Linked DNA regions of Homo sapiens: region 1 is linked to region 2. Evidence: read pairs that join two places in POLR2A ChIA-PET (ENCODE). Cell type or tissue: PC-9. All regions are shown on one strand. Each heading gives the region's core, and the rest is flanking DNA. Links, peaks and the distances in the headings are about the cores only.

The links. Peaks named below come from ENCODE experiments on the same cell type or tissue, not always from the same donor. Only the 100,000 strongest peaks of a DNase experiment are listed, where the experiment ranks them.
Region 1: POLR2A ChIA-PET joins it to region 2 with 10 read pairs; 3 of 35 experiments call an interaction of 5 or more read pairs at or near these places.

The regions. Positions count from the first base shown.
Region 1 is chr1:12,567,592-12,578,191 of GRCh38, forward strand. DHRS3 (dehydrogenase/reductase 3) reads right to left here. Exons shown (of 6, transcript NM_004753.7): 5 at 5,137-5,262; 6 at 319-833. The coding sequence ends at 749. It also overlaps the pseudogene RNU6ATAC18P. Among named protein-coding and RNA genes, the nearest start is that of MIR6730, 6.1 kb to the right of the region's middle. RefSeq lists an enhancer at 6,290-6,584. In PC-9, for the core only: no CTCF peak of the experiment used is centred there; a DNase peak (open chromatin) is centred at 6,340; H3K27ac peaks cover 2,501 bases.
Region 2 is chr1:12,640,888-12,652,707 of GRCh38, forward strand. AADACL4 (arylacetamide deacetylase like 4) reads left to right here and starts at 3,198. Exons shown (of 4, transcript NM_001013630.2): 1 at 3,198-3,827; 2 at 10,236-10,452. The coding sequence starts at 3,660. In PC-9, for the core only: no CTCF peak of the experiment used is centred there; no DNase peak of the experiment used is centred there.

The DNA of each region.
Region 1 (10,600 bases), core at 2,516-10,515, 73 kb before region 2:
TGGTGGTGCCATGGCAGGACAGAGGGCATCTCTAGCTGTGGCCAGCTGTTTGCAGACTGTTTCATAAAGGTCACACCAAGGAGACAAAGCGGCTTCAACCCATGGCTGCTGGGAGGGGCCTGGTGGAGCTGGCGAGGAACCCAGCACCCCTCTCTGCCCCTAGGCCTGGGCTCCACTTTCTCTCCTGATTTCGGCCCCCTTCTCTCCACCCTTGGCAGTTGGGGACCTTGAACTGACCAGTTCTCTCTCAAAGGATGGAGTTTTATGGTTGGGACTGGCTCCCTCCCAACTGCCCACGGAAGATTTGAACAAAGGAAATCACAAAAGCCATCTCTCTTTATTTTTCATTCCTGCCGTTCAACCAGTTTGTGCAAGCTGAGGATGAGTGGGTTTTGGAACGGGAGGCAGAGCATCTGGGGACAGACCCTCCTGGAAATGGTCTATGCACACTGCTGAGGCTGGTTAGACTTGAGAAGCAATTGACAATAAACTCTACAGAACTGGAAATGTTCAAAAGTGTCAAGGTGGCTTCTGGCTGTTTTCCTGCCTCCCTGTGGGGGTCAGTTATACCCATCAGTCCTGTGCAAAGGTCCTGGGACTGGCCCAGGGGCAGCCGGATTCTTCGCTGGGGACAGGAGCTGTCCTGCTCACCCAGCAGAAGCATGCCAATGGACAGGTGCTCGGGTGTGTGCCCAGGTGCTGTGGCCCCCAAACTCCGTGGCTCCTCAAGCATGTCTTCATCCTGTCTCTATGTCCGCCCTTTGAAAGTGTTCATGCAGGTGTAGGTTCCTGAGAATTTGTGGATCTCCTCGAGTGCAGCCTGTGGAAGTATGCTGGAGTAGGAGGAAGAAAAGAAGATAGCGATGGTTAGTGGGGCAGGATCCAGGGGCTGGGTCGCTGGTGGCCATGTGAGACGGGGCAGCAGAGGGCTGGTTCCTGAAAGTGCTCCCCACACCTCCAAGCCACACACCAGTTTCTCCCCAAACCCCCACCCTCCCCAGGGGAAGAGCTTTCAAATAAGTGGATAAGCAGCTGTTAAAAGGGCAGGGGGAGGCTGGGCGCGGTGGCTCATGTCTATAATCCAAGTACTTTGGGAGGCCGAGATGGGCGGATCGCTTGAGCCCAGGAATTCAAGACCAGCCTGGGCAATATGGTGAAACCCTGTCTCTACAAAAATATACAAAAATTAGCTGGGCATGGTGGCATGTGCCTATAGTCCTAGCTACTGGGGAGGCTGAGGTGGGAGGATGGCTTGAACCCAAGAGGTGGAGGTTGAAGTGAGCTGAGATTGTACCGCTGCATTCCAGCCTGGGTGGCAGAGCCAGACCCTGTCTCAAAAATTCTTTTCAGACTGGGCGTGGTGGCTCATGCCTGTAATCCCAGCACTTTGGGAGGCCAAGGTGGGTGGATCACCTCAGGAGTTCGAGAACAGCCTAGCCAACATGGCAAAACCCTGTCTTTACTAAAAATACAAAAATTAGCTGGGCGTGGTGGTGGGCACCTGTAATCCCAGCTACTCGGGAGACTGAGGCAGGAGAATTGCTTGACCTGGGAGGCGGAGGTTTCGGTGGGCCGAGATCGCGCCGTTGCACTCCAGCCTGGGCGACAAGAGTAAAACTCTGTCCCCTCTCTCTCTCTCTCACACACACACACACACACACACACACACACTCTTTTTAAAATATATATTTTAAAAAGGCAGAGAGTGAGTGAGTGGTCAGAGCAAACTTTTTTTTTAATTTAAAATTTTTATCTTTTTCCTAGATCCTGAAACAGAGCTCATTTTTTTATTTTTAATTTTTGTGGGTACATAGTAGGTATATATATTTATGGGGTACATGAAATACTTTGATACAGGCATGCAAATGTATAATAATCACATCAGCATAAATGGGGTATCCATCACCTCAAGCATTTATCTGTTGTGTTACAAACAATCCAACTATACTCTTTTAGTTTTTTTATTTATTTTTATGTTTATTATATTTTTTTGAGACAGAGTCTCACTCTGTTGCCCAGGCTGGAGTGCAGTGGTGCGATCTGGGGTCACTGCAACCTCTGCTTCCTGGGTTCAAGTGATTTTCCTGCCTGAGCCTCCTGAGAAGCTGGAATTACAGGCATGCGCCACCATGCCCGCCTAATTTCTGTATTTTTAGTAGAGACAGGGTTTCGCCATGTTGGCCAGGCTGGTCTTGAACTCCTGACCTCAGGTGATCTGCCTGCCTCGGCCTTCCAAAGTGCTGGGATTATAGGCGTGAGCCACTGCGCCCGGCCCTTTTAGTTATTTTTAATCGTACAATTAAATTATTATTAACTATAGTCACCCTGCTGTGCTATCAAAGACTTGTTCTTATTCGGTCTATTTTTTGTACCCATTAAAAACAAATGATGGTTAGGTGCCACTAAGTAGGTGACAATGGCTTAATCTGTCTGTGCTCCTTGTCGAGGGGAGTGCTGACCTTCTCTCCCTTCATACAACACACTTTCAAAACCAGGCTCTTAGCATCTTGGTGCCCACAGGCAGCTCAGAGATCCATCGATCCCAACTGCCCCTGATTCCACAAAGATGACGGTGTGGATCTGAGGAATCAGGTTCGATTTGGGTGTCACATCCTCTGGGGAAGCGTCCTGGGCTCACCTTCAGGCTTCTCCTCGTACAACCGGAGTTCCGACGCTTCCCCAGCAAGCCCTGGTGTAGTCCCCACCCGTTTACTTGTCAAGCCTGTGGGGGCCTTCATGGCGGGTATTTCATCTCTGATCCCCAGGCCCTCACATGGGCCCGGCACAGAGAGGGCCCTCAGGCTGTTTGGTGACTCAAACTGAAGGGTCCTGGCCCACTCTAAGTACAAGATGAAAAGGGTTCACTTCCAGCTGGAGCAATCTGGAAGGCTTCCTGGGGGTGGTGGTATTAGAGTTGAGCCTTGCTTTCTCCTGGGGAAGGTGAGGAGGGATGCAGTTCAGAGAATGGGGAGCGGGGTGGCTCCTGCTTCCTGTTCAAAAGTAGTTGTGGGGAAGGTTGGAAAATGAAGGCTGAGGGCTTACTGTGGAGAGCGCTGAGGTGTTCTAGACCAACTTTTCTCTAGAAAGCTCTGGAAGTCTTCTAAGAAGCTCCCCTGAGGTGGAGGGTGGCAGCCTGACCTCAGTGAGGACCTGAGCCCCTGATCAACTAGGGGCTCCTAGAGACGGCTGAGGAGCATCTCAGACCCGAGGTCAGGATGGACTGAGGGAGGCCGAGGTGTGGCCTGGATGCCCCTGGGTGCCCCCTTCCCTGTGCCTCTGAAAGGGCTTTGAGTTTGGGGAAGAGAGGGCTGATCGGGCTTGCGCCTCAGTTTCGAGGTTTCTGTGCCCTGCATGTGTTGGGGCAGCCCCTCAGCTGGGGCTCACCATGTCCCAGCAGCCAGGGCAGAAGTTGGCTTTCCTGGGAGTGCATGTTGCATGAGAGCAGGGGCCAGCCTGGCACTTGGGGGCTTACCTTCCTGAAAAGGACTTCCAGGTCAGAGGGGCTCAGTCAGGAGGGGGCCAGAGCCCCAGGGGAGCCAAGAGCCCATGGTCACTTGTGGCACCAGGGACAAGGATCTCCTGCTGTACTAAGAGGCCCAAGAAAACTGAGTGTGGGACTGGGATGGGAAGGATTTGCTGCACAAAGCCTGGAAAGTTCTAGGGGAATAGGATGCCAGGCAAATTCTGGAGGAGGAGTCTCTCATTTATAAAGCCTGCCTCCCCAAAGTGGTCTGCCCTGCTACATCCCACCCGACTGGTACTAAGACGCTTCTGTGAATTCTGAGCCCTTGGCATCAAGATCCCCATGTTCCCTCTAATAGTAAACTTCCTGAGGGCAGGGGCTATGTCCAATAGGCTGTAGAACAGTGGTTCTCAAAGTGAGGTCCAGGAACCTTTGGGGTACCCGGGATCTCTTCAGGGGTCTGTGAGGTCAATTTTTTTTTTTTTTTTTTTTTGAGACGGAGTCTTGTTCTTGTTGCCCAGGCTGGAGTGCGGTGGTGCGATCTCGGCTCACCTCAACCTCTGCCTCCTGGGTTCCGGCAATTTTCCTGCCTCAGCCTCCCAGGTAGCTGGGATTACAGGCACACGCCACCACACCCAGCTAATTTTTTTTGTATTTTTAGTACAGACAGGGTTTCTCCATGTTGGTCAGGCTGGTCTCGAACTCCCAACCTCAGGTGATCCACCCACCTCGGCCTCCCAAAGTGCTGGGATTACAGGCGTGAGCCACCGTGCCCGGCCACATTGTTTCTGTAATAATACTAAGATGTTATTTGTCTTTTCACTTTCATTCTCTCAGTGAATGGTAGAATTTTCCAGAGGCTACGTGACACGAGATATCACAACAAATTGAAATCAGATGCACATATAAGAATCCAATTGTCTTCAATTAAGCCAAACAAAGAGATTTGCAAAAAGGTAGAACAATGCCACTCCTGACTACATTTATTTTGTTTTAGAATACATAACTAGTTGTCATAAAAATATATTTATATTAATGTAATGGGTTTGTTATAGCTATTTATAAATGAATAAATATTATAAACAAATGTATACAACTTACAACATTTTTCTGGCTTTTAATTTCTTTTTTGAGATGGAGTCTTGCTGAGTCACCCAGGCTGGAGTGCAGTGGCACGATCTCGGCTCACTGCAAGCTCCACCTCCTGGGTTCACACCATTCTCCTGCCTCAGCCTCCCGAGTAGCTAAGACTACAGGCGCCCACCACCATGCCCAGCTACTTTCTTTTTGTATTTTTAGTAGAGACAAGGTTTCGCCATTTTAGCCAGGATGGTCTCAATCTCTTGACCTCGTGATCCACCTGCCTCGGCCTCCCAAAGTGCTAGGATTACAGGCGTGAGCCACTGCGCCTGGCCCTGGCTTTTAATTTCTAATATAGTAAATAGCGATAGCTACAACTCACATTAACAAAAGCTCTTTGGGTTCCTCCATACTTTTTAAAACTCTAAGGGGCCCCGTGACTAACAAGTTTGAGAACTGCTGCCCCACAGTAAGTACAGTACATCAGCAGCAAATGTGCCAGCACTCCTCATGCTCATGCCCGCAGCAGACATGACTAATAGATCACATGCGTACTTTCCCCTGACCCAGAGTGTTCTTTCCCAGCCCCATACCTTTTCAAGATAACGAGGGCATGCATTGTCCATGGGAGGAGGAGGAGGGCCTGGTTGAGCTGCACAGCTTCCACTGTCCTCCGGGCCACCGTCTCCGGCTTCAGTGGGGGAAAGAGGTTGGGAAACCTGAACACAGGAAGAGACACAGTGGGTTTCTCCTGGAGAGGCATGTGCTTATCTGGAAGTCTTTATGAGGCTGACATGTCTGGGTCACCCTTTGGCTTTTCCTGTCTGAGAGATTCGAGGCCTGCTTGGAATACTCCCTCTACCCCACACCCATCCAGGTGCCACATTCCCTCACTCCTCCAGGCACACAGGGGTCTCTTCTTGAGTCAAGGACTTCTAGCCCACCCACTGGGGACCCACTCTCCCAAGCCCTCCAAGGGCTCCCAGTGCCCTAGGGCTTGGCCTTTCCATGGCCCTGCGTAATCTGGGCCCTGGTTGTCCTTCTGAGTCCTTTTCCCTACACTCTGCTCCTTCAGGACAGGCCCATTTCTGTTCTTGTCACATCACATGCTCGGGTCAGGGCTTTTTGCCAGCTCTCTCAACAGCCTGGCTCTCTCCTCCCAGCTCCTCCTTTGGGAGACATTTCAGGCCAGTCCATCCAAAGCGACCTCTGATCCTGTCCCCTGCTAATTTCCTTGACCGCGTTCACCCCACCTAGGAAGACCTTGCTTTTTGGGTTGTTTCCTTGTCAGTGGCCTGTCTCCGCCATCAGGCAATGAGTTCCATGAGGGTGGAGGCCTGGTCGGTCCTGCTCCCCTGCATCTAGCACAGCATCTGATACATAGTATGTGCTCAATAAATACTTGAAGGACTGAACACACTGATGACTTGCTGCTTCCCAAATGTGTCCTGCTCATTCTGTCTGGAGGCAGGGGCTTGGCTAGCGATGGCTGGGGCTCAGCTTGCTGGTTCACTAACTCACTCACTGATTCATTGATTCAAAGATTTGCACAGTGCTTTCCATGGGATCTCAAAATGAATGAATGAATGATTGCATAAGCAAACATCAGGGGCTTCTCATGACTATTTAAAAGCATCTGACCCTAGATCCAAACAATGATGATGTTCCCTACGTGCCAGACTCATGTACAAATTATTCTCCTGATTTACAGATAAGGAAACCGAGGCTGTATTGAGTCAGTAGGGCGCTAAGGATTCAAACCTGGCCAATGCTCTATCACCTTTGCTCACTGCTCTTCCTGCCCTTCCTGGATCTATAGGTGCAGGGCTCATGTTGCTGGCTCTGACCCCAATCCCACAAAGAGCTTGTGATCCGCTCTGGCACCAGGAAGATTAAGGGTGATGAATCACCCAGGTTTGATGTCATTCCTCAGCAACAGGCAGCCCTTGGACTCCCAGCAGGGGTTTGGCCTCAGAGGGTACATGAATCTTACCCCCTGCCCTGTAATTCCTTTGTCATCACAATGATGATTCTTTTTTTATTTTTTATTTTTGAGTCCAGGGTCTCACTTTGTTACCCAGGCTGGAGTGCAGTGACGTGATCACAGCTCACTGCAGCCTCGACCTCCCTGGGCTCAAGTAATCCTCCTGCCTCAGCCACCCGAGTAGCTGGGACTACAGGTGCACACACCATGCCCAGATAATTTTTATATTTTTTGTAGAGATGGGGTTTTGCCATGTTGCCCAGGCTGGCAACTCCTGGGCTGAAGTGATTCCCCTGCCTCAGCCTCCCAAAGCACTGGGATTACTGGTGTGAACCCAGCTACCACGCCTGGCCATGATGGTGATTCTGAGGCCCACAGCCCTGTGGTCAAGAGGGGCCAGCCTCTGCCATTCTACAGAGATGAACGTGTTGAGGCAGCTCACTGATACTGGAGTCCTACAGGTGTCGTGGGCGGTCTGGATTCTCTGGCTTCCACCTGTGGCCTGGCCTGTCTCTTGGGAAAGGGAAGGCAGGATGGACAGACCAAAGTCCATGGGCTTGACGGGAATCCTTCTTGGTAAGACCCCTGCCAGGGAAGCCGACAGAGGAGGCCTCAAGCACGTCTGTGCGCAGGATTTTCTCCTTCCTCTCCACGGTGTGTGGGATGGGGACACGGGGAACTGGCACAGCTATTAACTCCCATGGAAGCAGTGCAAATTCGTGGAAGAAGCATGCTTAGCTAGCCAGTTTCAAGCTATGTGGACTTGGGCAGGTAACTTTGCTTCTCTGAGCCTCAGTTCCCTCATCTGTAAAATGGGAATAAAAGCTCTCTTCCAGGGTTGCTGTGAGGGCCAAATGCAGCAGCACTTGTAAAGTGTCTAGTGGTTCTAGGTGGTTCTATGGCTGGAACATCGAAGAGGCTCAATTGGCTGGGCGTGGTGGCTCATGCCTGTAACCCCAGCACTTTGGGAGGCTGAGGCAGGTGGATCACTTGAGGCCAGGAGTTCAAGACCAGCCTGGGCAACACGGCGAAACACTGTCTCTACCAAAAATACAAAAATTAGCCGGGCATGGAGTCAGGTGCCTGTAATCCCAGCTACTCGGGAGGCTGAGACAGGAGAATTGCTTGAACCTGGGAGGCGGAGGTTGCAGTGAGCCAAGATCACATGACTGCACTCTAGCCTGGGCGACAGAGCAAGACTTTGTATCAAAAGAAAAAAAAAAAAAGAGGCTCAATAAATAGCAATTTATAAACAATAACATCCACTGACATGGCCAGTCTTGCTGGGAAACTCACTCATTTTGTCCTAAACATGTCTTCACATTTAACCCATTTAACCCTGGGAGGCTGCTAAGCATGGTTGTAGGAGGAAACCCATGCTTTTATCCATTTTTTATTCTTTTAGGAAATGGGAGTTGGTTAGGTACCCATCTTCCTTGTACTACTCTTCTGGCCGAGCCCTTGGGGCTCCCCTGCACAACCATAGGTAGCTAATGTTCACCTAGTGCTTGCTACTTGCCAGGCGTGGCCAGATGACTCACACACAGGAGCTCATCTAACCCATGAAAAGGGGATACTATTATTATTATTATTATTATTCATTTTTGAGGTGGGGTCTTGCTGTGTTGCCCAGGCTGGAGTGCAATTGTGCAATCTCAGCTCACTGCAACCTCCACCTCCCAGGTTCAAGCGATCCTCCTGCCTCAGCCTCCTGAGTAGCTGGGATTACAGGCACCCACCACCATGCCTGGCTAATTTTTGTATTTTTAGTAGAGACAGGGTTTCACCGTGTTGGCCAGGCTGGTCTTGAACTCCTGACCTCAGGTGACCTGCCCGCCTTGGCCTCCCAAAGTGCTGGGATTACAGGCGTGAGCCACCGTGCCCAGCTGGGGATACTATTATTATGAATCTCTTTTTAGAGGTGAGGAAACTGAAGCAGAGAAAAGTCAAGTAACTTGGCCAAGGTCACACAGAGCTGGGATTTGACCCCAGGCAGTTTGGGTTCACGCTCTGAAAAAATGTGGCAGGAAAACCTTGAATTTCCTTCTTAAAGTGGTAGGAAAGAAGCTATGCTAGAAGGTGAAATAGACACACAAACTCGATGTCTGCAATGTCCTGCTTGCTTCTGTGCTCAGGACACCCAATTAGAACTGCAGACTGCCGGCTGGGCGTGGTGGCTCACGCCTGTAATCCCAGCACTTTGGGAGGCCGAGGTGGACGGATCACGAGGTCAGGAGATTGAGACCATCCTGGCTAACACGGTGAAACCCTGTCTCTACCAAAAATACAAAAAATTAGCTGGGCGTGGTGGTGGGCACCTGTAGTCCCAGCTACTTGGGAGGCTGAGGCAGGAGAATGGCATGAACCCGGGAGACGGAGCTTGCAGTGAGCCGAGATGGCACCACTGCACTCCAGCCTGGGCGACAGAGCAAGATTCCGTCTTAAAAAAAAAAACAAAACAAAACTGCAGACTGCCACTGATGCACTTCTGTCCAGTATGCATTTATTGAGCACCTTCTGTATACTCAGATGAAAAGAAACCAAACCAAAACCCATGGGGGAAAAAGCCAACAGGAAACATTAGTAGCCATTAGTCTAGACTCCTCGAAATTCAGAATTGATGACAATTTGCATGCAAACCAGGTGGTCTGCTAGGAAAATTAATAACATGCATTTATGAAGATGTTTATTGTTAGGAAAAATAATAAAAGCAGCAGCTCCTTATTGAGCATCTAGTATCCGGGCTTTGCACTAGATGTGTTACATGTATTATTTCTAATTTCCTGGGCTCAAGCCATCCTCCTGCCTCAGCCTCCCAAAGTGCTGGGATTGCAGTCATGAGCCACCAAGCCCGGTATTTTTGATTCTCAACAATCAACACCGCACTGTCCCGATTAATAGTAACTAAGGCGTAATGAGTGACTCCCACGTGGCATGCACTACACTAAATTGTCTCACTGAATTCTCCTCATGACCCTTCCGTGTCATCCTCATTTTTGGAAGCAGCTGCAATATATAATCAGAAGGTGAAGCACTGTACGCTGGATTGCAAAAAACCAGGGAGAATAGTATTTGAGTAATTCCCGGTTTTCATTCATCGATGACGTCATGCCCCTACATAACTGCACATCATTAAAGCGCCATTTATTGGGCACTTAATATGTACCACACACGGTGTTCCCTGCCAGATTCCACTTTGTCCTCACTGCAGAACCTATGATGGAGACATTCGCGCACCCCATCTTGCAGATCAGCCACAGCAGTAATTAACGGGACCCAATGTCACAGAGTACATCACAGCTATGAGGGAGTCACCACCCCAGGTGGCATGAGCTCTAGACCAGTGGTCCCCGTTCCCCTTGACTTAACTGGTTTGGAGGAGGAGTGGTGGGACCTCCCTATTACTCATTTTAAATTGAGCTACGGCCAGGCGTGGTGGCTCACACCTGTCATCCCTGCACTTTGGGAGGCTGAGGTGGGTGGATCACCTGAGGTTGGGAGTTTGAGATCAGCCTGGCCGACATAGTGAAACCCCGTCTGTATTAAAAATACAAAAATTAGCTGGGTGCAAGCGCACGCCTGTAATCCCAGCTACTCGGGAGGCTGAGGCAGGAGAATCACTTGAACCCAGGAGGTGGAGGTTGCAGTGAGCCGAGATCGCGCCACTGCACTCCAGCCTGGGCAACGGAGCGAAACTCCATCTCAATAAATAACTAAATAAACAAACAAATAAATTGAGCTATAATTTGCATATAACAAAAGGTATACATCTTAAGCAGACAGTTTGATTAACTTTCACGTATTTAATGACTGCTAAGTTCAAGAAGAGAGAACATTTCTGAAGGTCTTGCTAGTTCCCTCGCCTCCCTCCCAGGTTACACCCCCAGCCCTCCAGGGGAAGCCACGGGTCTGATTTCCATCACCCTAACCCAGTTTTGCCTGTTTTGGAACTTCATACAGGTGGAACCAGGCAGAATGCACCCTATGTCTCAAGCTCCCTTCGCCCTGCACGACGCTGTGGAGGTGCATCTCCCTCATTTGACCTTTAGACACATCCCGCTGCATGCCTGTAG
Region 2 (11,820 bases), core at 2,030-10,029:
TCAACAGATTTAGGAAGCTTTCAGTCGTTATTTCTTGGAATATTTTTATGTTCCTTTTTCTCACTTTTCTCCTTCTGGTACTCCCATTATATGTACATTGCTGCACCTAATGGTGCCCCACTTTTCCCTGAAATGCTGTTTATTTTTCCTCATTAATTTTCTTTGTCTTTCTGATTGCATCATTTCTATTGCTATACTCTCAGGTCTGTTGATTCTTTCTTCCAGCTGAAATCTACTGTTGGGCCCCCAAAGTGAATATTTCATTTTTGTTGTTATACCTTCCAATCCCATAATTTCAGTTTGCCCTTTAAAAAAATCATTGCTATTTCTTTACTGGTGTTTTCTATTTGATGAAACATTGTCATTATATTCTTCTTTTACTTCATTAAACATTATTTTCTTTAGTTCTTTGAACATATTTATAATAGCTGCTTTAAAGGCTTTGTTAACTCTGACATCTGGGCCCTCTCAAAGGCAACTTCTGTCACTGATGTTTTTTCTTTGTATAGGTTATACTTTTCTGTTTCTTTGCATGTCTCATTTTTTGTGGAAGATTAGAGATTTTGGATACTACATTGTAGCAACTCTGGATACTAATCCCTCCCCCCAGTTCTCCCTGAGCTTATCGCTTATGTTGTTTACTTATTTATTTGTTTGTTTTCTTTTTTGAGACAGGGTCTCACTCTGTTGCCCAGGCTGGAGTGCCATGGTGTGATCATAGCTCACTGCAGCCTTGACCTCCCCTGCTCAAGTGATCCTCCCACTTCAGCCACTCAAGTAGCTGGGACTACAAGCATGCACTATGTTTTTTTTTTTTTTTTTTAAGATGGAGTCTCGCTCTGTCACCCAGGCTGGAGTGCCGTGGCGCAATCTCAGCTCACTGCAAGCTCTGCCTCCTGGGTTCATACCATTCTCCTGCCTCAGCCTCCCGAGTAGCTGGGACTACAGGTGCCCACCACCACGCCTGGCTAATATTTTGTATTTTTAGTAGAGACGGGGTTGCACCATGTTAGCCAGGATGGTCTTGATCTCCTGACCTTGCCCGCCTTGGCCTCTCAAAGTGCTGGGATTACAGGCCTGAGCCACTGTGCCAGATGCACTATTTTTTTAATTTTTATTTTCATAGAAATGGGGTTTCACCATGTTGCCCAGGCTGGTGTTGAACTCCTGAGCTCAAATGATTCACTGCTTTAGCCTCCCAAAGTGCTGGGATTACAGGCACGAGCCCCTGTGTTCTGACCTTCTTTATTTGTTTAATGATGTGGATAAGCTATTTCAGTAAAGTCTATTTCCTTTGCAGTGTGCAGCTTCTAATATCACACCTCAGGTGGTGCAGCCTTGGTCCTGTGTACAGTCACCCTAAGAATGCAGTGTTTTCCACAGGGCTGTCTTGACTTTCTCCTTCCCTGATCTCTCTGTTAAGCTCTGTGCCTCTGTTGGTCTCACACCCAACTATTAGCCTCCACTAACTGCAGGCTAATTGTCCTACTGTTTTCAAAAATGCTCTGGGGGCAGTAATTGCGCTATCTGCTTTTCCAGGCCAAGCTCCTCCCGTGTGTGCTATCTTCAGGGGTATCCATAAACATGCTTAAGAAACCAAAAATTACATTATTTGTCATGAGTTTTAAAAAGATAATTACACCTGGCCGGGCATGGTGGCTCACACCTGTAATCCCAGCACTTTGGGAGGCTGAGATGGGTGGATCACGAGGTCTGGAGATCGAGACCATCCTGGCTGACGTGGTGAAACCCCGTCTCTACTAAAAATACAAAAAAATTAGCCGGGCGTGGTGGGGGGCGCCTGTAGTCCCAGTTACTCCGGAGGCTGAGGCAGGAGAATGGCGTGAACCTGGGAGGCGGAGCTTGCAGTGAGCTGAGATCACACCACTGCACTCCAGCCTGGGTGACAGAGCGAGACTCCATCTCAAAAAAAAAAACAAAAAACAAACAAACAAACAACAACGACAAAAGATAATTACACCTAGCCAGAATAGTGAATCTTATAACCCTCTAAGAGAAACCTAAGTAAACTCTTACAAAGATACAATGACGTAAAAACACAAAAATCTGCCATGCATATACTCACTGGGGTAAAGCCTCTTCTATAACTTTTGTTTTCTGAAACAAACCAAACAAACAAACAAAAAACCAAAAACCTAAAACATAAATAATAGGAATGAAAAAGGGGGTCTGCCTTCTAGTTCCAAGCTCCTGCAGCACTCGGAGGTTAATAACTTTCCCTTCCAGTCCCCTTGGGTGGTTTCACTTCAGAGTGCCTCCAGTAAAACACCTCCCTGTGAATAAATGGCTTTCCCTAGCACCCAAGGGAGCAGATTTTCAGCAAATTTGTTGAGTGTGTGTGTCAAGAGGAAGACACCAGTGAGTCCCCCTGGTGTAGCAGTTGAGCAACTTCTTTGCCAGTTCAGCAAATTCACACTATGCCCTTTCCAACAAGAGCTGGGTCTCATCCCTATGGGTGGAAACGGGGTCTTTCTTGGGTGCTCTATTTAAGCCCTAAGGGTAGTGGTATTTTCTTATATGTATAGTTTCTATATTCTCCCTTTTTTTTTTTTTTTTTTTTTTTTTTGAGACAGAGTCTCGTTCTGTTGCCCAGGCTGGAGTGCAGTAGTGCGATCTCGGCTCACTGCAACCTCCAGCTCCCAGGTTCAAGCGATTCTCCAGCTTCAGCCTCCCGAGTAGCTGGGATTACAGGCATGTGCCACCATGCCCGGCTAATTTTTGTAGTTTTGGTAGAGAGGGGGTTTCACCCTGTTGGCCAGGCTGGTCTTGAACTCCTGGCCTCAAGTGATCCTCCCAGCTCAGCCTCCCAAAGTGCTGAGATTACAGGTGGGATTACCACCGTGCTCGGCCCAAATTAAAATTTCTAAAATTTTCAGGCTCAAAGCCTATTTCCTGAAATGGTTCCAATCATTTCTTTCTCTCTTAGAAGAAAGTAACGTGGATAAAAATTGTCCCCAAACCAGCCCTTGGCACCATTTTTAGAGGCGGAATATGAGGCTGGATAAAGCCCAGTTTTGCCTGCAATGGCATTCCTGTCTCCCGTCCCAGGACCCCAGAAGATTATGACTACCAGAAAACACGCCAGTCTTTGCCCTGATCTGGCCAGAGGCCCAGAGGGTACATAGGCGGTGACAGAGTGAGACCTTGTTTCAAAAAACAAAACAAAACTGGGGTTAGGGAAGCTAGCTAGGGAGCTGGGGTGAGACGTGCTGTGCTCACCCTAACCACACTCTGACAAGGAAAGCTGGCGAAGTCTCTTATCTTACAGTTGAAAGATCAGGCCCTGGAGGCCTATATAACCCATATGAGATCTCTTTCTAGGGTTCCCAGGAGCCGAGGTGCCCATCTGAGCCTGATCTTCCTGAAATCTTTGGGAAGCTCACCTTCCAAGACTCCCCATGATGAGCAGTATTGATTTTTCTGGGTCCCCACATTGCTTAGGGAAATAGGTTCCTCCACCTCCCATTGGCCTTTTTGTGCTTACCCTGAGAAGCTGTGTCAGGCCACTGTGTCAGGTGTCAGGCTTAGCCCAGAGAGAGTGAGGTGGAGGAGGCGGAGGGTGTAACCCAGCCAGGTCCTCTTCACATAAGCTATCAGACAAGCTCCTCAGGGCAGCAGCTCCTCAAGGCCCCAGGAACATGGCTGTCCCCTGGCTAGTGCTACTCTTGGCATTGCCCATCTTTTTCCTGGGGGTCTTTGTCTGGGCTGTCTTTGAGCACTTCCTCACCACGGATATCCCTGCTACCTTGCAGCATCCTGCCAAGTTGAGATTCCTGCATTGCATATTCCTCTACCTGGTCACTTTGGTGAGTTTACTCTCAGGCCACGTCGTAACCTGGGGGCTTCTTCTCTTGTTCTCAGTACCTTACCCTCTTTTCCCTCTTTCACTTCCCTTCTGTCTCTCTCTCTTCGGACTCCCTCAAGATAGACTTGTCTCTTCTGTATCTGCTATTCTGTTTGCCTCTCTCTTCCCTCCCTCCGTTCCTTCCCCCTTCCCATAGCCTGCCTGCCTTTCTTCCTCTCTCCCTCCCTTCCTTCCCTCCTTCTCTCCCTCCTTTCCTTTCTTTTTTCCTTCTTTCCTTCCCTCCTTCCCTCTCCTTCCTCCTTCCCTCATTCTCTCCCTTCCTCCCTATCTCCTTCATTCCCTCCCTCCCTTCCTTCCTTCCCTCCTTCTCCGCTCCTTTCCTTCCTTTTTCCTTCTTTCTTTCTCTCCCTCCCTCCTTCCTTCCTCCTTCCCTCCTTCCTTCATTCTCTCTCTTCCTATCTCCTTCCTTCCCTCCCTCCTTCCTTTCTTCTTTCCCTTCTTCCTTCCTCCCTATCTCCTTTCTTCCTTCCCTCCTCCCTCCCTCCCTCCCTCCCTCCCTTCCTTCCTTGTTTCCTTCCTACCTTCCTTCCTTCCCTCCTTTTGTTCCGTTCTTCCTTCCTCTCTCCTGCTCTCTCTAACTCCCTTCCTTTCTTCCTTTAGCATCAAACATTTACCGAGTGCCAATCACTGGGCTCTTTTCTGAGAATTCAAAAACAATTTCAGACCCAGTTCCTGCCTTCCCCGGGCTTGTGGCCTGACAGCCCCTGCCCCTCCTTCAGCCGCGCACACTTTCACCCTCAGTGCACTGACTTACCTATAGGTTGTTTCTATTTTATTTTACTTTTTTGAGACGGGGTCTTGCTCTGTTGCCCAGGCTGGAGTGCAGTGGTGCAATCATGGCTCAGTGCAGCCTCAACCTCCTGGGCTCAAGCGATCCTTTCCATCTCAGCCTCCCAAGTAGCTGGGACTACAGGTGCGCACCACCATGCCCGGCTAATTTTTGTACTTTTGGTAGAGACAGGGTTTCGCTATGTTGCCCAGGCTGGTCTAGAACTCCTGGGCTCAAGCAATCTGCCCGCCTTGGCCTCCCAAAGTGTAGGGATTGCAGGTGTGAGCCACTGCACCTAGCTTCACAGGTGTTTTTTTCCTTATTCATCTCTGTAAGCCCAGTCCCACTCACAGAGCCTGGTATCTGGTAGGTGCTTACTTTTGTTGGTATACATGAATTTACCCAGCATTTCTGAGTGGCCGTGCCAGCCAGGCTCTGAGCAGGGCTTGGGGATTGGGGGTTTGGGGTGGACCAGCATGCACCCAGAGTTGCAGTGGATTTGGAAACAGTGGTGTGACATCTTGTTTGTGGCAGGCAACCTGAGTTAACCCCAATGTCCCAACCCTAGGTGGAGACCTTATAGAAGCCAAACAGCTCCTACTGATTCCAGGGCAGCTGTGGAGGAGGATGAGGAGGCCACGCTTAACTGACAGCAGGGCTTAGGAATAAGGAACAGAGACAGCAGCCGGACTGCCTGAGTGTGTGTCCCAGCTCTGTCACTCACTCGCTGTGCGGTCCTGCACCATTTACTTAACCTCTCTGTGTCTCAGTTTCCTCATCTGGGAGGGTTAATATGTCTAGAGATGTTTAGTGAATTCGTAAAATACATCTCTGTGCTGCTGGAAGTGTTCCCCATGGGTTACAAAAACATTTTCTAAAAGATCACTTTTAGAGACACCGACAAGTTCAGTGTGCAGTGGCATCAATGCCACTGACGCAAGGAGACAGGACAAGGATGTAGAAAGTACTCGTGTCCTCTCATTTGGAGAATGCAATCAGCCTGGAATTAGGCAGTCTCAAGCCAGTGGCTGCAATCCACATGGAGTTACTAGTTGGGTTAGAGCCCCAGGATTTAAAACGAGGGCCTAAGATGTTCAGGTGGCCCAGAGAAATGGAGATTTTTCTGTCAGTGTTTCTCCTCAAAAGTAGCCCACAAGCTAAACATCTACTGATGACAGCTGCTATGGGCTGTTCACAGGGGACTCTGAGATGGGTCTGCAGCCGCTGAAAGGGTGGATTCAGCTTGTGGCGTCCTCTCTCGATCCCTCCGGCACTGGGGCCTCCCAGGGCACACTGCCCATCATGGGGTGATGATGATGAGGATGAGGACATACAGTAGTGAATGTTCATTCGGTTCCAGAGGACAGATAGACAACACAGGAACAAGAAGTTTAGGGAGGACAAGGAAAAAGCTAAAAAGAGTCTATGGCCAGGAAATCAAGAGCTTTGTTTCGGTATCAGACCACCCTCTGAGCCCTGAAGCCCTCACTTACTCGTTTTGTGGACTCATGTTTTTGTGCCTTTATTTTCTTCTCTGAAAAGTGAGGATTTTTTTTTTTTTTTTTTTCTGAGACAGGGTCTCACTCTGTCACCCAGGCAGGAGTGCAGTGGCGTGAACACGGCTCACTGCAGCCTCCACCTCCTGGGTTCAAGTGATCCTCCCACCTCAGCCTCCCATGTAGCTCGGACCACAGGCGTGCACCTTCACATCACGCCTGGCTAATTTTTTGATATTTTGTACAGATGGGGTCTTGCTACGTTGCCAAGGCTGATCTTAAACTCCTGGATTCAAGCAATCCTCCTGCCTTGGCCTCCCAAAGTGCTAGGATTACAGGCATGAACCACTGTGCACGGCCCTGGGGAGGCTTTTTATAGGGTGACATGGGGATTAAATGAGAAAAGCACTGAAAATGCACAGCACCAGTGCTGGGTGCTTAGAAAGTCTCGATAAAAGTCAATTATTCATAGTATGCTTATCAAGTCCCTGAAGGCAAAGATGTAGCATTTCTTGAAATTATTATAGATTTAAAAGTTGCTATGAATGATTTCAGCCTTACTAAAATATATAAACAGTAATATAACAAACACTATTGCTTTTCTTTTTCTTTCTTTCTTTCTTTTTTTTTTTTTGAGACAGTCTCAGTCTCTTACCATGTAGGCTGAAGTGCAGTGGCACAATCATGGCTTACTGCAGCCTCGACCTCCTGGGCTCAGGTGATCCTCCCACTTCAGCGTCCTGAGTAGCTAAGACTATAGGCGCCTGCCACCATGCCCAGATAACTTTTTTGTATTTTTTGTAGAGACCAGGTTTTGCCATGTTGCCTAGGCTGGTCTTGAACTCCTGGGCTCAAGAGATCCGCCTGCCTTGGCCTCCCAAACTGTTAGGATTACAGACATGAGCCACTGTGCCCAGCCACTATCGCTTTTCTGTTTTTGTTTTTGAGATGGAGTCTTGCTCTGTCACCCAGGCTGGAGTGCAGTTGTGCAATCTCAGCTCACTGCACTGCAACCTCTGCCTCCCAGGTTCAAGCGATTCTCCTGCCTCAGCCTCCCGAGTAGCTGGGACTACAGGTGCGTGCCACCACGCCTGGCTAATTTTTTGTATTTTTAGTAGAGATGGGGTTTCACCATGTTAGCCAGGATGGTCTTGATCTCCTGACCTTGTGATCCGCCTGCCTCGGCCTCCCAAAGTGCTGGGATTGCAGGCATGAGCCACCGCAGCCGGACTGCTTTTCTTTTAAAGGGCAAATGATGCAATATTTGTCAAGGAGTTTCAACAGCTATTTAAAATTCTGGACCTCAGATCCTTCCTTCCTTCCTTCCTTCCTTCCTTCCTTCCTTCCTTCCTTTCTTTCCTTCTTTCCTTTTTTTTGAGATGGAGTCTCACTCTGTCGCCCAGGCTGAAGTGCAGTGGCATGATCTTGGCTCACTGCAACCGCCATCTTCCGGGTTCAAGTAATTTTCCCACCTCAGCCTCTTGAGCAGCTGGGACCACAGGCATGCACCACTGTGCCTGGGTTTTTTTTTTTTTTGTATGTTTTGTAGAGATGGGGTTTCTTCATGTTGTCCAGGCTGGTCTTGAACTCCTGGGCTCAAGCAGTCTGCCAGCTTCGGCTTCCCAAAGTGCTGGGATTACAGGCGTGAGCCACCACTCCTGGCCACTGGACCTCAGATATTTTTAAAATCTCGATGCTCCCATGTATAATCTTAATAATCAGTTTTCCTCTCTGCCTCTGTCCTAAGTTACCAGCTATAGAAAATGTGGACTCAGAATTGGAAAACCAAACCAAAACCAAAACAAAGTAACTTCGTGGCATAGCTAGTGGCCATCACACGGTACAGCGTGATGTTAAACTTTCCGGGGTAGCGCGATGCCTATGGAGGGTTAATATCACACTTCATTGTTCAAAATCCCCTAAACAAACGTTTCCTGTTCTAGATGCTGGAGACAGAGGGGAAGGTGCTGAGACCTTTGCTCATGAGAAGCATTTGGTTTGGTGGTAGGAACAAACATGGGTGATCAGATCCACACAGTAAAGCCCCAGAGGAGTTCTAAAGAAATCTTTGGAGGCAGAGGTTGCAGTGAGCTGAGAATGTGCCACTGCACTCCAACCTGGGCAACAGGGTACTGAGGGCCTCCAAGAAGGCAGTGGCCATTACTATGAGAGGGAGGAGGATGGCCCCACGTGAACATGACTCTTGAGCCTGGATATGAAAGTCAGTTTGGTGTCCAACCACCTGCTGAACAGGTAAGAAAGGCTCCCAGGAAACAAAGGGAGGCATGGAGAAGCCCACAGTGTGTGGGCAAACAGGGAAGACAGCTGGGGAGATTAGTGCTGGGGCCAGCCTACCCTGACAACAGGGGCCACGACTTAGGGAGCTCACAGCCGAGCAGGTGAAGATCCATGCTGGTACAACATAGAGGCCTGGGGTTTTCGGATGTGGGTCAGTTGATGGGAAAAGCAGGTGACCTCCACCTTGCAGATCAACTCATTCTCCTCCAACTAAAGCAGGGAAATCATTATTTTGTTTGGAGTTCCTTTAGGAGGACCTCTTCATGGAGGGAACCGATTGGGGTAGTCCGTGCAACCTCAGACAAGACCCAGTGGGTGCAAGCAAGAGAAAGGGTGGGGCTCACACTGGCCAGGACCCACTGGGGAGACACTCTATGTAGGTGATCACATCCCATCCTCACACCTCATCCTTGGACTATACACAACATGCTTCTCATTTTGGGAAGCTCAGAGACAAATTGAAGCTCAGAGACAGTGATGCCCAAGGCTTTTCAGTTCATTGGAGTTTGGGGTCAGACTTGAGCTTGGATAGGCTTGGCTCTGAAACCCAAGCTCTTTCTTGGTTAGCAGTTGAGAACACAAATTTTGCATCTTACTTGTTGAACAACCCTGGGCAAGGAACTTGACCTTGGCATGTCTTAACTTCCTGATTTATAAAATGGAGCTGGTAATTATGCCTGACTTAGAAAGGTTGCTGAGAAGTTTAATCAAGTTAATGATCCAAGCCACTTGGGCCAGTACTGACACATTGTAAATGTCTGATAAGTATCAGCTGTTCTTGTTCTTGTCATTCTTATCATTCCTTGCTGTTTTCCTTATGACAAAGACACACTCCAAATGTGAGGTCTGTGGGAGAGATTATCCAGAATCGCTGAAATGTACTTAGTACATGAAATATGACACCTTGTAACTGTATTTCGTGAAATATTCAGATGTTGAATTGTTTATAAGTAGAGTGACCGTATTAGTTTAAAAACACATTACTCCCTTGACCTGAGCCCACAACAGACATCCCTAACTGATCACGTTGCTCTTTTTCATTGAACACGGACACAGTTAGGAATCCTTCCTAACCCAGAAGAATGATCTGTTGATACAGGTGAGGAACTATCTTTGCATCCCAGGCTGGGGAGAGTCCAGCACAGAGCTATAGAGAGGGAAGTTGCTGGCCAGTTGCCTTGGCCAACTGGCTTTTCTTTTTTTTTTTTTTTCCCCGAGATGGAGTCTCTCTCTGTTGCCAGGCTGGAGTGCAGTGGTGCGATCTCAGTTCACTGCAACCTCTGACTCCCAGGTTCAAGTGATTCTCCTGCCTCAGCCTCCCGAGTAGCTGGGACTACAGGCGCTCGCCACCATGCCCAGCTGATTTTTGTAATTTTAGTAGAGATGGGGTTTCACCATGTCGGCCAGAATGGTCTTGATCTCTTGACCTCATGAGCCGTCCACCTCGGCCTCCCAAAGTGCTGGGATTACAGGCGTGAGCCACTGCGCCCGGCCAACAATTGGCTTTTCTAAGTCAGTGGCTTCTTCCCAGTCAGCCCCAAGCTAGGCTACCCTTTGGCAAATTCACATCATTATTCAATCAAGAGCCTCTGGGGAGAAAAGTTGGAAAACCCAGCCCTCTACCTGGACACAGTCCAGAGCCTATGGATTCCTGAAGAGCCCCCTGTACCTACAGGAGGCAGGTGAGAAACTGTGAAAACATCCTAACAATTCTAAGTGTCAGGGAATCTACCATCCAGATTCTAACCTCTCCTAACGTCTGGCTTTCTTTTGTTACCTCCAACAGGGGAATATATTTGAGAAGCTGGGAATTTGCTCCATGCCCAAATTTATTCGTTTTTTACATGATAGCGTGAGAATTAAAAAGGACCCTGAACTTGTGGTGACCGACCTGCGTTTTGGGACGATACCCGTGAGGCTGTTCCAGCCGAAGGCAGCATCCTCCAGACCCCGGCGAGGCATCATCTTCTACCATGGAGGGGCCACAGTATTTGGGAGCCTGGGTAAGGGGCTTCCCTGTGGCTTTGTAGAGGAAGGGCCTCATCTGCATGCATAGCCTAGCTCATGCCTCCCGCAAGAACCCTTCTACAGTAGCTTAAAGGAATCAGTTGTTGGAGATTTTTATAGCGTTAATAGCCCAGACTAAGGGCTTTGGGCTCAGGTCAGTAGATAGTGTGGCAGCTGACATGGGAATCCTTTTCTTTTCTTTAATATGATGGTCTCAGTCAAGATGGGGACAGCAGTGGTCATGGTGGGGCTGTCGCAGAGGCTGTGGACTCCTCTCTCCCCTTTCTACTCCTAGTCATTGGCCTGCCCTGTCTCATTTACAATGATCCCAAACCCATGTATTTCCCTCTAGCTCTGCAGTATCATCATGACCCAAGACCCCATCCTTGCTTGCCTGCCTCCTTGCATCCCAGCCTCCCAGCCACGGGTCTCCCTGATTCACCTCTCGCCCCTCATATCTGGTCCCCATCCAGCAGCTAGGAGGATTTTTTTTTTTTTTTTTTGAGATGGAGTCTCGCTCTGTCGCTCAGGCTGGAGTGCAGTGGCGTGATCTCGGCTCACTGCAAGCTGCGCCTCTCGGGTTCACGCCATTCTCCTGCCTCAGCCTCCCAAGTAGCTGGGACTACAGGTGCCTGCCACCGTGACCAGCTAATTTTTTTTTTTTTGTATTTTTAGTAGAGACGGGGTTTCACTGTGGTCTTGATCTCCTGACCTCATGATCTACCCGCCTCGGCCTCCCAAAGTGCTGGGATTACAGGCGTGAGCCACCACGCCCAGCCTTCCAGAGGGATCTTTTAAAAATACAAGTCAGAGCTTGTCAGTCCTGCACTTAAATCTCTCCTGTGCCCTTCCATGAAACCCAGACTCCTCCCACAGCCTCACCCGGGTCACCTGTGGTGTCCTTTACCCGTTCACTCAGCTGCAGTCCCAATACGCGTCTATCTGCTGCAGACACTTAAGCTCCTTCTCACCACCGTTCTCTACCTGCTGTTTCCTCAGTCTCAAAAGATACCCTTCCCACCCCTGTCATTGCATGGCTGACTACGCCTGGTTCTTTCAGTTGTATCTCAACTGTCCCTCCCCAGAGTTGTCTTGATACCGGTGGGCTGGGGGATGTCCCCAAAGGCCAGTGGCACCTCCAGCTGGTGTCCCTGCTCTTGAAACCGTTGGGAGAATGAATTCAAGGACAAGTCAGAAAATAGTGAAAATACAGAGATTTGTTGCAAAGGAAAAAGCACACACTCAAGAAAAGGAAGTGGGATGGACTCAAGAGAGACAGGCGCAAAGAAATGCTACCTTTATGCATTTCTTTAACCAAGGGGTGGACTATTCATGAAAATTCTTGGAAAAAGATGATGTTTTCT